2 separate regions of the Homo sapiens genome follow, and region 2 is linked to region 1. Evidence: chromatin loops called from intact Hi-C (ENCODE). Cell type or tissue: ascending aorta. All regions are shown on one strand. Each heading gives the region's core, and the rest is flanking DNA. Links, peaks and the distances in the headings are about the cores only. Region 1 overlaps LOC105370003 (a long non-coding RNA gene). Region 2 overlaps LOC124903082 (a long non-coding RNA gene).

Evidence for each region. Hi-C counts contacts between places; a loop is a spot of excess contacts. Peaks named below come from ENCODE experiments on the same cell type or tissue, not always from the same donor. Only the 100,000 strongest peaks of a DNase experiment are listed, where the experiment ranks them.
Region 2: it touches region 1 in a loop (2.5-fold over the local background); 1 of 110 quality-filtered maps calls a loop at or near these places.

Annotation. Positions count from the first base shown.
Region 1 is chr12:115,658,332-115,663,710 of GRCh38, forward strand. All of the region lies in intron 1 of LOC105370003 (a long non-coding RNA gene), which reads right to left. Among named protein-coding and RNA genes, the nearest start is that of LINC02463, 230 kb to the right of the region's middle. In ascending aorta, for the core only: a CTCF peak has its summit at 3,165; DNase peaks (open chromatin) are centred at 2,210 and 3,050; H3K27ac peaks cover 4,111 bases.
Region 2 is chr12:115,322,688-115,328,066 of GRCh38, forward strand. LOC124903082 (a long non-coding RNA gene) reads right to left here. Exons shown (of 11, transcript XR_007063592.1): 5 at 5,358-5,379; 6 at 1,141-1,216. Among named protein-coding and RNA genes, the nearest start is that of LINC02463, 560 kb to the right of the region's middle. In ascending aorta, for the core only: no CTCF peak of the experiment used is centred there; no DNase peak of the experiment used is centred there; H3K27ac peaks cover 3,771 bases.

The DNA.
Region 1 (5,379 bases), core at 304-5,303:
GGTATTTATTTACCACACCCCATTCCTCATTGGTTGACATTGCTTCTGGGGGCATCAACTCTCTGATACTTCTGACCATCCTGGGCTGAGCACATATCTGCAGTCAGACAGCCCTTAGACAGAGGACTAAATGTCAGTGTTTTGGCAACTGTCAATCTAAGCTGTAGTTGGCTTGAGAGGTTAGAGGGGGCACAGGGTTATAGGCAGGGCACCAAATAGCATCTATATGATTATTATTCCAATCTTAGAGGAGAAGAAATAAAAGCTTAGAGAGGTGAAGTAACTGATTTAGATCACAGAGCCCATAATGGTGGAGCTGGGATTGAACCTGGGTCTATGGATTCAAGAACCTGAGCTATTAATTCCAATGCTCCCCAGCCCCATCCATTAAAGGTGGGAATTAGTTCTAAACTGCCTTCCACCTACACCTCACCATCTCTGGTTCCAGCTAACAAGGTTTAGAGTTGAGGGAGAGGAGTTTTTACATTCATGTCTGTCACCCCTCTCTGCTGTCTCTAGGACAAGTTCAGTAGAGAGGTGGGAGGGGGTTCAAACATGAGGCTGGTGTCCCTGGCAATCATGAAACTTCCACCTTCCACATCAGCTGGCTGTTCATCCCTCTCCCACACCAATCAATGAGGCTTGAGGCTCTGAAAGTTTGGAGAAATCATTTAAACATTCTGACCCTCAGCTTCCTCATCTAGACTGTGGAAGAAATGATGAGTACCTACTTCATAAGGTTGTTGACAGAATTAAATGAGATAATGAATAATAAGAGCTTAGCATAGCATCTGGCATATAATAAGTGCTTGTTAGTTTATTATTTCTATCATGCATTATTAATTATTATAATTACCTGGGAATCTGATCTTCCACCTACAAATACTTTGTTTCTAAAATGAAAATCAGGACATTACCTGTGACAGAGTCTAACAACAAAAGGCAATAAGGAAAATAAGACAAATTCACACTTAATTTCCCTTGATGGTCTACCATACCGGGGAAGCTACAAGCTGACCTGTATATGCGTCTTTATGGAAGGGGAGAAGGATGTGTGTGGAAGCCTACAGCCATCTGGCCAGGCCCCTCTGTTGCCTGATGTCAACGTTTGACTTGTTATGGCCCTGTGATGGCCCTGCTTTTCTCCTTGCCCCCATAAATTCTGTTCTCAAGGCAGCAGCCACCAGAGTAGTCCTGTTAAAACATTAAGGCAGATCCTATCACACTTCTGTTCAAAATAAAACAATGGTTTCCTTTCCTCCCAGAGAACAGCTAAGCCTTGACGACGGCCACAAAAGCCTCCATGCTGCAGAGTCTGAACACTTCCTTTATCTCCTGCCTCCCCTCTGGGCCCTGTCTCCAGCTCCCCCCACTCCATACTGATTCCCTTGGTTGTTTTGACAGCCCAGTGCATACCCAGGGTATTTCCACTGGCTGTTGTCTCCTTCTGGGATCTTCTTCCTCCATAACCAAATGGCTTACTTCGTTGCCTCCTTCAAGTCTTTGTCAGATGTCACCTTCTCAATAAGGACTTCCCCAACCACACCATTTAAATTACAACAATCTCCCATCCCCATCGCACCAGTGAGACTCAACTCCCCTTCACCTACTCTATATATGTATTGACCATCAACAGACTATCATTTACCTATTTAGTATTAAATAGTTCACAGTTTACAGTCTTGTCTCTGTCCCTATAGAACTGTTCTCCCTTTAGAACAGTTATTCTTGCTCCCTATAGAATGGCATCTGCAGACATATCTTGGGGGCAAAAAGAGTAATTTTTTGCTCTACTGGAATCTAGTAGGTAGAGGCCAGTGACACTGCTACACATCCCACAATGCACAGGACAGCCCCCACGACAAAAAATTCTCCAGCCCAAAATGTCAGTAGTGCTGAGGTTGAGGAATTGTGCTATAGAATGAAACTTCCCAAGGACAGGGCTTTTTGGTTGATTTTCTACATTTTGCTATATTTCAGCATCTAGAACAGGACCTGGAACATAGTAATCACTCAATAAATATTTGGGGGATGAATCATCCTTAGAAACGGTCCCCAGAGGGAAGACTTTCAGAGTCTGGAGATCTCAAAAACATGCAAAATTCCTTTTAAAATCAGCAGCAGAACAAATACACGGACACGGATCGGACAGTGGGAAAGACCCAGTTCCTTGTTTGTAAAGGAATCGTTTCCACCGGAAAGAAAGAAAGATGTCCTCCAACGGCCCCACCCGGAACTCGCACATTGTGTTCTAAGTTTAACACACCTTGTGCTCTCTCTGCTGAAACCCTTGGCTCCAACCCATAATATCTCTGAATCCAGGAAACCATTATGACTGGTCAGGGTCAAAGGTTGCTCCTATTGTAACCCACTTCCTCCATCAGAGTTTTAAATTTGGAAAACGTTCTTATTGCTATTGTATGGAATGTCAGCTCTCAGATAACCTCAGAATTATTTTTATTTGTCTACCATGACCACCCCACCACACACCAAAAAAAAAAAAAAAAAAAAAAGGTTTAAAAAAACCCCGCAGAGTGGGAGGGGGCTTTCCTCAACATACTGTTAACAGAGAAAGAATCAGATAAGAGCCAGCTGATATTTTCAGCCTTTAACTGAATAAAGGGAAGGAGAAGTAGTTAAATTCCCAAAGGGCCCCCAAAATTAAATTCCAATATACTTTTTAAGATGGCTAGGATAGGAAAATGATCAGAACCCTAAGAGCGTAGCAATTTTAGATATTAGCAAGCACTTAAAACTTTAAGGAGGTTGTTCTAATAGTCTAGGACATTTCCGGAACTTATTGCCCACTTTTTATTTTTACATGAGGAAGAATTATAGTACCTATAAATATGCCCTGGAATTGTAATGAGGACAGGAGAGATATCTCTATATTTGACCAGGAAAAGAAGAAGATCCAAAGGGAATTTGGGTGATGAGGAATGCCAGATCTTGGAACTACATACAGTAATTAAATGGCAAAAGGAAGATTGTCTTGGCCAACAGTCCGGAAAGACTGGGCACCTTGCCATTTTTAAGGAGAAGGCATGTTAGAGGAAAGAGTAGCTGGAAGGTCTTTGAGGCACTTACAAAGTCAGAAAAAAAAAGTTATTTCAGTCAGTTCTGCAAATATTCAGAGCCTTTCCTCTGTTTAAGGCCCAATGCTAAGTGCTGGCAGTACAGACAGGAGACGCTAGAGTGTGATGCCAGATGCATGGGCTTTGGGTTTTGATGGCTGCTCTACCACTTACTTGCTGTGAGCCTGAGAAGCATACTTAACCTCACTAAGACTTGGTTTCCCCAACTGAAGAATAGGATGGAAAATAATCATTACCTCATGGGGTTGTTGTGAGGATGCTGTTTGACAGAGTCTCCAGCATGTTGAAAGTATTGAGTAGTAAACATTAGCATTATTAGAAGAGAAGGTTTTTCTTAAAACGTTCAGATTCTAATGGGGCAAACATCGTCATAATTAAGAGAGCAGCTATAATTTATTGTGCATCTGCTATATGCCAGGTTCTGTACTATCTCATTGAATCCCTGCAATGCTATCTCATTGAATCCCAGAAACAATCTTTGATAGACATAAGCACTGCCCAACCATATGTCTGGTTCTCCTTCAGCCCTTAGGGCAACTGCACAATCCAATACTCTTTGCATTTGGGTTGAGCCATGTGATTAATTCTGGCCAATATAGTGTGGGTTAAAATTATGCCTGTCACTGCCTTGCTGGAACATTTAATTGCCTATGTATGACCCTGACGCTCATAATCTTCTCCTTGCCACCATGGCAAGTGCCATGCCAGTTAGTGGGGTCTTGGTCATCATTGAGCCCTTGCTGCCTAGAGAGTCATATTTGCCCACTAACATACCCTGTACTGGCACCTTTCCCTTCTCTTCTCATTTTCTTACTTCTGTATCAGTACTTCCTGGTGGAATCACTTCCCCCAAAGCTTCTTGTACTCAAAATCCAGTTGCTTGTCCCTAAGGTAGTCATCTTCACCACTGAAGACAGACCTTGAAAATCCCATCTGGAATTATCTAGAGATGAACTAAACTCTCCATCAGGTTAAAAAAAAAAAAAAAAAAAAGTGGGTGTTGCTCCAACTCCTTAATCTAATTTATTTTGAACCATCTTCTGTCTATGTGAATATTGCTCTTAGTCCTACAGTGAGAATAACAGAGAGGAGGCCCCTGCTAATGTGCAAAGAACACGTAGCATGAGGAAGAAATAACCCTGTGTTGCTCTAAGCCATTGAGATTTAGGGATAGGTCATTACTATAGCATGACTTAGCTTCTACAGGCTCTCATACAACCCTATACAATAAGCACCATACTCATCACCACTCCACAGGCAAGGGACATAAGCTCAGAAAGGTTAAATGATCTGCCCACTTTCTAAATCTCACAACTAGCAAGCCCTGGGGGCAGAATTTACACCCATTTCTGTCTGAGTTCAAAGTTCACGCCCAAAATTGCTATACCATACAGATAAAAGGATCATTCATTTGCACTTAAATAAAGATTTGTAAATTATAAAACATTAAATAACATGAAGAATTTGTTGCCAGTATAGAATGTTGGAAGACTACTCAAGCAAAACCGTGCCTTCTCCTGAGAATTGAAAACAGGGCTTTAAAAACAGGCTAAAATAGGCTGACACCTCTGATATAGATAAAATGACCAAGTATAGCATCCAGAACCGAAACAACACTCAATACACATTACTATGTGGACAACAGGATGGGAGAGAGGGAGGAAGCAGGGAGAAACTTCATTTTCTGTTGCCATGTTCCACATTGTCATGAGACAGGGGCAGATGAAGAGAATCTCTGGTTACTGGGGTTGGGAAGCCTTTATTCTTCATCTCCTTCATCTGTTCAGAATGATTTCATGAGCTAATTAGCCCAAGGGTAGCCCTCAACCAATGATGAATATAAGGTAGATGATAAATGCTCAGGTCTCCTGCCTCTCAACTCAGAGATGAGACAACACTGAAGGATGTTCTATACAATCTCCCAGAAGTCCCTAGAGTACGATTACCAGATTAAGCAAATAAAAATACAGTAAGCCAGTTAAAATTAAATTTCAGATAAACAATGATCAAGTTTTAGGATAGGTATGCCCTATGCAATATGTGGGACACACACTAAAAAATTACTTGTTTAGGCAGGGCACAGTGGTTCACGCCTGTAATCCCAGCACTTTGGGAGACCAAGGCAGGCGGGTCTCAAGGTCAGGAGTTCGAGACCAGCCTAGCCAACATGGTGAAATCCCGTCTCTACTAAAAATACAAAAATTAGCCAGGCATGGTGGTGGGCACCTGTAATTCCAGCTACCTGGGAGGCTGAGGCAGGAGAATTGCTTGAACCCAGAAGGCG
Region 2 (5,379 bases), core at 294-5,293, 340 kb before region 1:
TAAGATGTGCTTTCTTATGTTTTCCGCTAGCACACCTATAGGAAGAAATGGGGTGGAGATGCTGTGTTGAGAAGGATTCTGAGGTCCATACTCACTGAGAAAGTGCATTTATGGTTTTTCCCCCCCCCCCCTTATCTTTAATAGACACTCAAATATTTGCTGCCTGGATAAATGGAAAGAGAAAAGAGAGAGAGAGAAAGAAAAAGAAAGAAAGAAAGAAAGAAAGAAAGAAAGAAAGAAAGAAAGAAAGAAAGAAAGAAAGAAAGAAAGAAAGAAAGAAAGAAAAGAAAAGAAAGAAGGGAGGGAGGGAGGGAGGGAAGGAAGGAAAGAAGAAAAGGAAGGAAGGAAGAGAAAAGGAAAGAAAGAAAGAAAGGAGAGAGGGAGGAGGGAGGGAGGGAAGGAAACAAGGAAAGGAAGGAAGGAAGAGAAAAGGAAAGAAAGAAAGAAGAAAGAAAGAAAAGAAAAAAGAGAAGGGAAGAAGGAAAGAAAGAAAGAAAGGGAGGGATGGAGGAAGGAAAGAAGGAAGGAAGGAGAAAGAAAGAGAAAGTAGGAAAGAAAGAAAGAAAAAGAGAGAGGGACGGAGGGAGGGAGGAAGGACGGAAAAGAAAGAGGGGGAGGTAGGTAGGGAGGGAGGGAGGGAGGAAGGAAGGAAAAAAGAAAGAAGAAAGAAAGAGAAAGAAAGAGAAAGGAGGAAAGAAAGAAAGGAATGAAGAAGAAAGGAAGGAAGGAAAAGAAGAAAGAAAGAGGGAGGGGGGAAGGAAGGAAGGAAAGAAGGAATGAAGAAAGGAAGAAAAAGAAAGAAAGAAAGAAAAGGAAGAAAGAAAAGAAAAGATAGAGAAAGAAAAAGGGAGGGAAAGAAGGAAAGGGTAAGGAAGGAATGAAGAAAGGAAGAAGGGAGGAAGGAAGGGATAAAGCAAGGAAGGAAGATGGTGAGTGAATGAATACCTGAGCAGTGAGATCTACCCCTTAGGCAAGAGGAAATGAATCATATCACAACCATGGATTTCAAGTGAACATTTTGAGAAGTATCAATCCCAGATGTTTGCTGGAACATGCTCCCTTCCTATTTCCATCCCATTTTGAAAGTCACAGTGTAGGTAGGATCCCCATGGATATTGTTTATTTTGAAGTATATTCTACCTCATTCTGCTGAAACACACTGGCCACACAGGAAAGTCAAGGAAAGACTGAGGAATTGCTCCGGATTGGAAGGAAGCTAAAAGAAACAAGAAAACCAAATGTAACGTGTGATTCTTTGGCTACAAACACATCACTTTTTTTCTTTCTGAGATGGGGTATCCTAGTGGTGTGATCACAGCTCACTGTTGCAACCTCGACCTCCTGGGCTCAAGCAATCCTCCTTCCTCAACCTCCCATGTAGCTAGGACTACAGGTGCACACCACCACAGCTGGTTAATCTTTTTACTATGTGTGGAGATGGGTCTTGCTATGTTGCCCACGCTGGTCTTGAACTCCTAGGCTCAAGCAACCCTCCCACCTCAGCCTCCCAAAGTGTTGGAATTACAGGTGTGAGCCACCGTGCCAGCCTACAAACACATCATAGAGACAATAGGCGAAACTTGAATGACATCTGAGAACTATAGGGTAACAATGTGTCAATACTACTCTTCTGAATTTAATAGTTATATTTTTATTATAAAGGGAAATGCCCTTGATTTTAGGAAATAAATATTAAATTGTTGGGGCTAAAAAATATAAACCTTGACCTAAAATGTAAGTGTACATCTTCTCCTATTGCTTCCAATATAAAGATAGAACTTACACCAGAAAATATACTCAGAGTTTCCTAATAAACATCTTTTCCGTAAAAAAAAAAAAGTAGACATAAATATGCAGAAGAGATGAATTTAATCTACTTATATCCAGCTTGATGTGCTAAGGAGAAACTTTCCAACGCCCGTGAAATATGGTCCCAAAGGAGAGTGTACTTTTTAGAAGCCATCGAACGTTGAGGCAAAGGAATGGACTTACAATTTTACGAAGTCTTAGGTCTTAGAATATTATGAGTTGTCACATCCTGGGGCAGTCACAGAGATTTCATGGCTTTTACCCTCCAAGAGCAAGAATTCCAGGCACGTTTCAAAAATAGTGTCTTACCATGAAATACACCTGTCAAAGTTCCTTCTTACTTTGAAAGATGTCTTTTTTTAAAAAAAAACCCCAATGGAAGAAACGTCCTTAATTCACAGTTCTCAGGGTCAGATTTTTGTAAGGAAGTTTTGGTGAACAAATAACTGAACAGATGCCGGAAAACCTAAGACTTTCATTTGAGTAGAGGAGAGGGATTTATTAGACCACTAGATTAAAATTCCTGTATTTAAGACATATTTCACAAACACTTAATGGGGTTTTCCCACCCGTTAAGAGCAAACTAAGGGCACAATGTTCCATTTTAATAGGGGCAGTAACTCCATTTCATTTATAGACTAAACGGACAGGAAAAAAAAAAATACAAGGGCAGTTCTCGCCAGAGAAAACATGACCTAATACAAGGGCTCAGGCAATGTATTAGAAATAAAGGCCTGTCTGTAGCCCTGGCCATTTCTTTTCCTTTTTTCTATTTTTGGGAGGGGGTGGTGATTTGGAAGAAAAAAATTCTGTGGTTGATATCCAATGAAGTTAACACTTCTCGGCCAGGACTTCTATTACATGCAAACATCATGAATTATAATTAGAGAACAGCCTATTTACACATGAAGGTACACTGGGTCAAGTGAAAAACTCTGCCAAGAATCTCAGCTTTTGGCTGAGAAATATTGGCAATTGGCATAAAGAAAATGGTCCTGGAATGGGACAGAGCTGGGAGGAGCCAGGAGATCTAGTTTTCAATCCATGTGACATTAGCAAATGGATGTATTGACATGCAAAGATTTCCCAGTAGATTAAGTTAAAAATAGCAATGTATAAAAAGATGTAAAGTATGATTTTGTTTTTTATTAAGAAAGACAGTGAATGTCTGTGTTTTTATGTGTACCTAAAAAATCAGACTTATGCCTACTGGATTACCAAAGTGTTTATTCTTGGTAGGCAGAGTTACTAGAATATGTCCACTTGCCATATATGTCATATTTCTATGTTGTTTGAAGTTTTAAACAAATATAGGTCACATTATAATTAGAAAAGGTTATAAGAGTATTTCCAGTAAAGGAAAAGGCAGTCTCTATCTTACAGAGTTCACTTCTTCTTCTCTAGAGGAAACCTCTATGTTGAGTTCAGACACACCTGCTTTATAATCCTGGCTCTGCCATTTACCCAGCTGTTGACACCAGGAAAACCACTGAGCCTCTCTGAGTCTATCCTCTATTCTATTACGTAAGGACGTTCCTTTCTTCCTAGACTGGCAATGAGGATTATGTGAGGTAATGTTTGCACAGGGCCTGGCCTAGCGCCTGGCACTCACAAAGTGTTCAATTAAAGAAAAGAAAAAATGAGTGCCTTGTCTTTTTAACAAGTACAATGGACAAGATCTAAACTTTAGCCAGGGATGTCAAACCATGACCAAGGGGGATGCAGTGGGGTGCCTACTTGGTATGTAGCCTGCAGCTTGGCACTGCATAGACAAAAATCCATCAGAGCACGTGTTCTCTACCTAAGGCACTTACTTGCTAGGTGGGAGACTGATAACTGTGATTAGTAACATTTTTTTTTTTTTTGAGATGGAGTCTCACTCTGTCACCCAGGCTGGAATGCAGTGGCACGATCTTGGCTCACTGCAACCTTTCCCTCCTGGGTTCAAACGATTCTCCTGGCTCAGCCACCTGAGTAGCTGGGACTACCGGTGCATGCCACTAAGCTCAGGTAATTTTTCTTTGTATTTTTAGTAAAGTCGTGGTTTCACCATGATGTCCAGGTTGGTCTCAAACTCCTGACCTCAAGTGATCTGCCCCCATTGTCCTCCAAAAATGCTGGGATGACAGGTGTGAGCCACTGTTCCCAACCAGTAACATATCTTGAGCACCTACTATGTGCCAGGCACTGCTTGATTTCCCTAATGTGATAACTCATTTAATCATTGCAATCACTATTGTAGACAAACACTATTATTATTATCATCCCCCCTTTACAGGTAAAGAAATCAAAATACAAATAAATTACCTGTCTTGGCCATGGTCACCCAGCTGGTTGGGGTACAGCTGAATCTAGAACCCAGAACCCTGACTTCCGAGTCTGAACTCTTAACCCCCATGCACACCTTTGCCATGTAATTAAGGGTGAGGCCAGGGTTAGAGAGGGGAATTCAGGAAAAAGGGGCAGCTTTGTAACAGAAGCTTAGCCACCAAAACCTTGGAAAAGGCCAGGGGTGCTTAAACTTGAGTGACTACCAGAATGTCCTGGGGGGCTTACAATAACACAGGTTGCCAGGCCCTACCCCCACGGCTTCTGATGCAGCAGGTTCAGGATGGGGACCAAGGATGTAAATTTCTGAGAAGCTCCCAGGTTATGCTGCTGCTGTTAGTCCAGGTACCCCAGTTGGAGAACCACTGTTCTAAGCCCCCTGGGGTGCACGGGATTCAGACTGACTAGGAGCAAGGGTAAGGTAGCCCAGGAACTGAGACCTTCCAAATATGCGGATTATGCAAACAATAATACCAGCCATCTAGTCCATTACTAAAGGCTTCAATGACTTCAAAACGTTCATGGAAGATGTGTATTATTCACATCTCCTTATTCACTAGTCGTGGCATAGCCATGCTGATTTTTTAAAATGTTAAATCATGAGTAGCTTTAAAGAAATGTAGCAAAAACACTTGTTTATAAATGCAGCATAATTGCCCTTTGATTTTTCACCTCTGAGTGATGAAGCATTCAAAAAGTGTCCTTCAACAGTGTATTAGTCTGTTCTCATGCTGCTAATAAAGACATACCTGAGAGTGGGTAATTTATAAAGGAGAGAGGTTTAATTGACTCACAGTTTAATTGACTCCCCAGCATGGCTGGGGAGGCCTCAGGAAACTTACAATCATGGCAGAAGGGGAAGAAAACACGTCCTTCTTCACATGGAAGCAGCAAGGAGAAGAATGAGCAAAATAGGGGTCAGGGGGAAGCCCCTTATAAAACCATCAGATCTCGTGAGAACTCATTCACTATCAGGAGAACAGCATGGAGGTAACTGTCCCCATGTTTCAATTACCTCCCTCCAGGTCCCTCCCACGACACATGAGGATTATGGGAACTACAATTCAAGATGAGATTTGGGCAGGGACACAGCAAAACCATATCAAACAGCCAATCAATGAAATGAAAAGGAATTTCATTCTTTATCTGAGTCTATCAAAGGATGTTATTGAGGATGCATTTCATGGCTCACCCCATGTTACTTCCAGTGAACACTTTACCTTCCTCAATTTTCTTCCACAT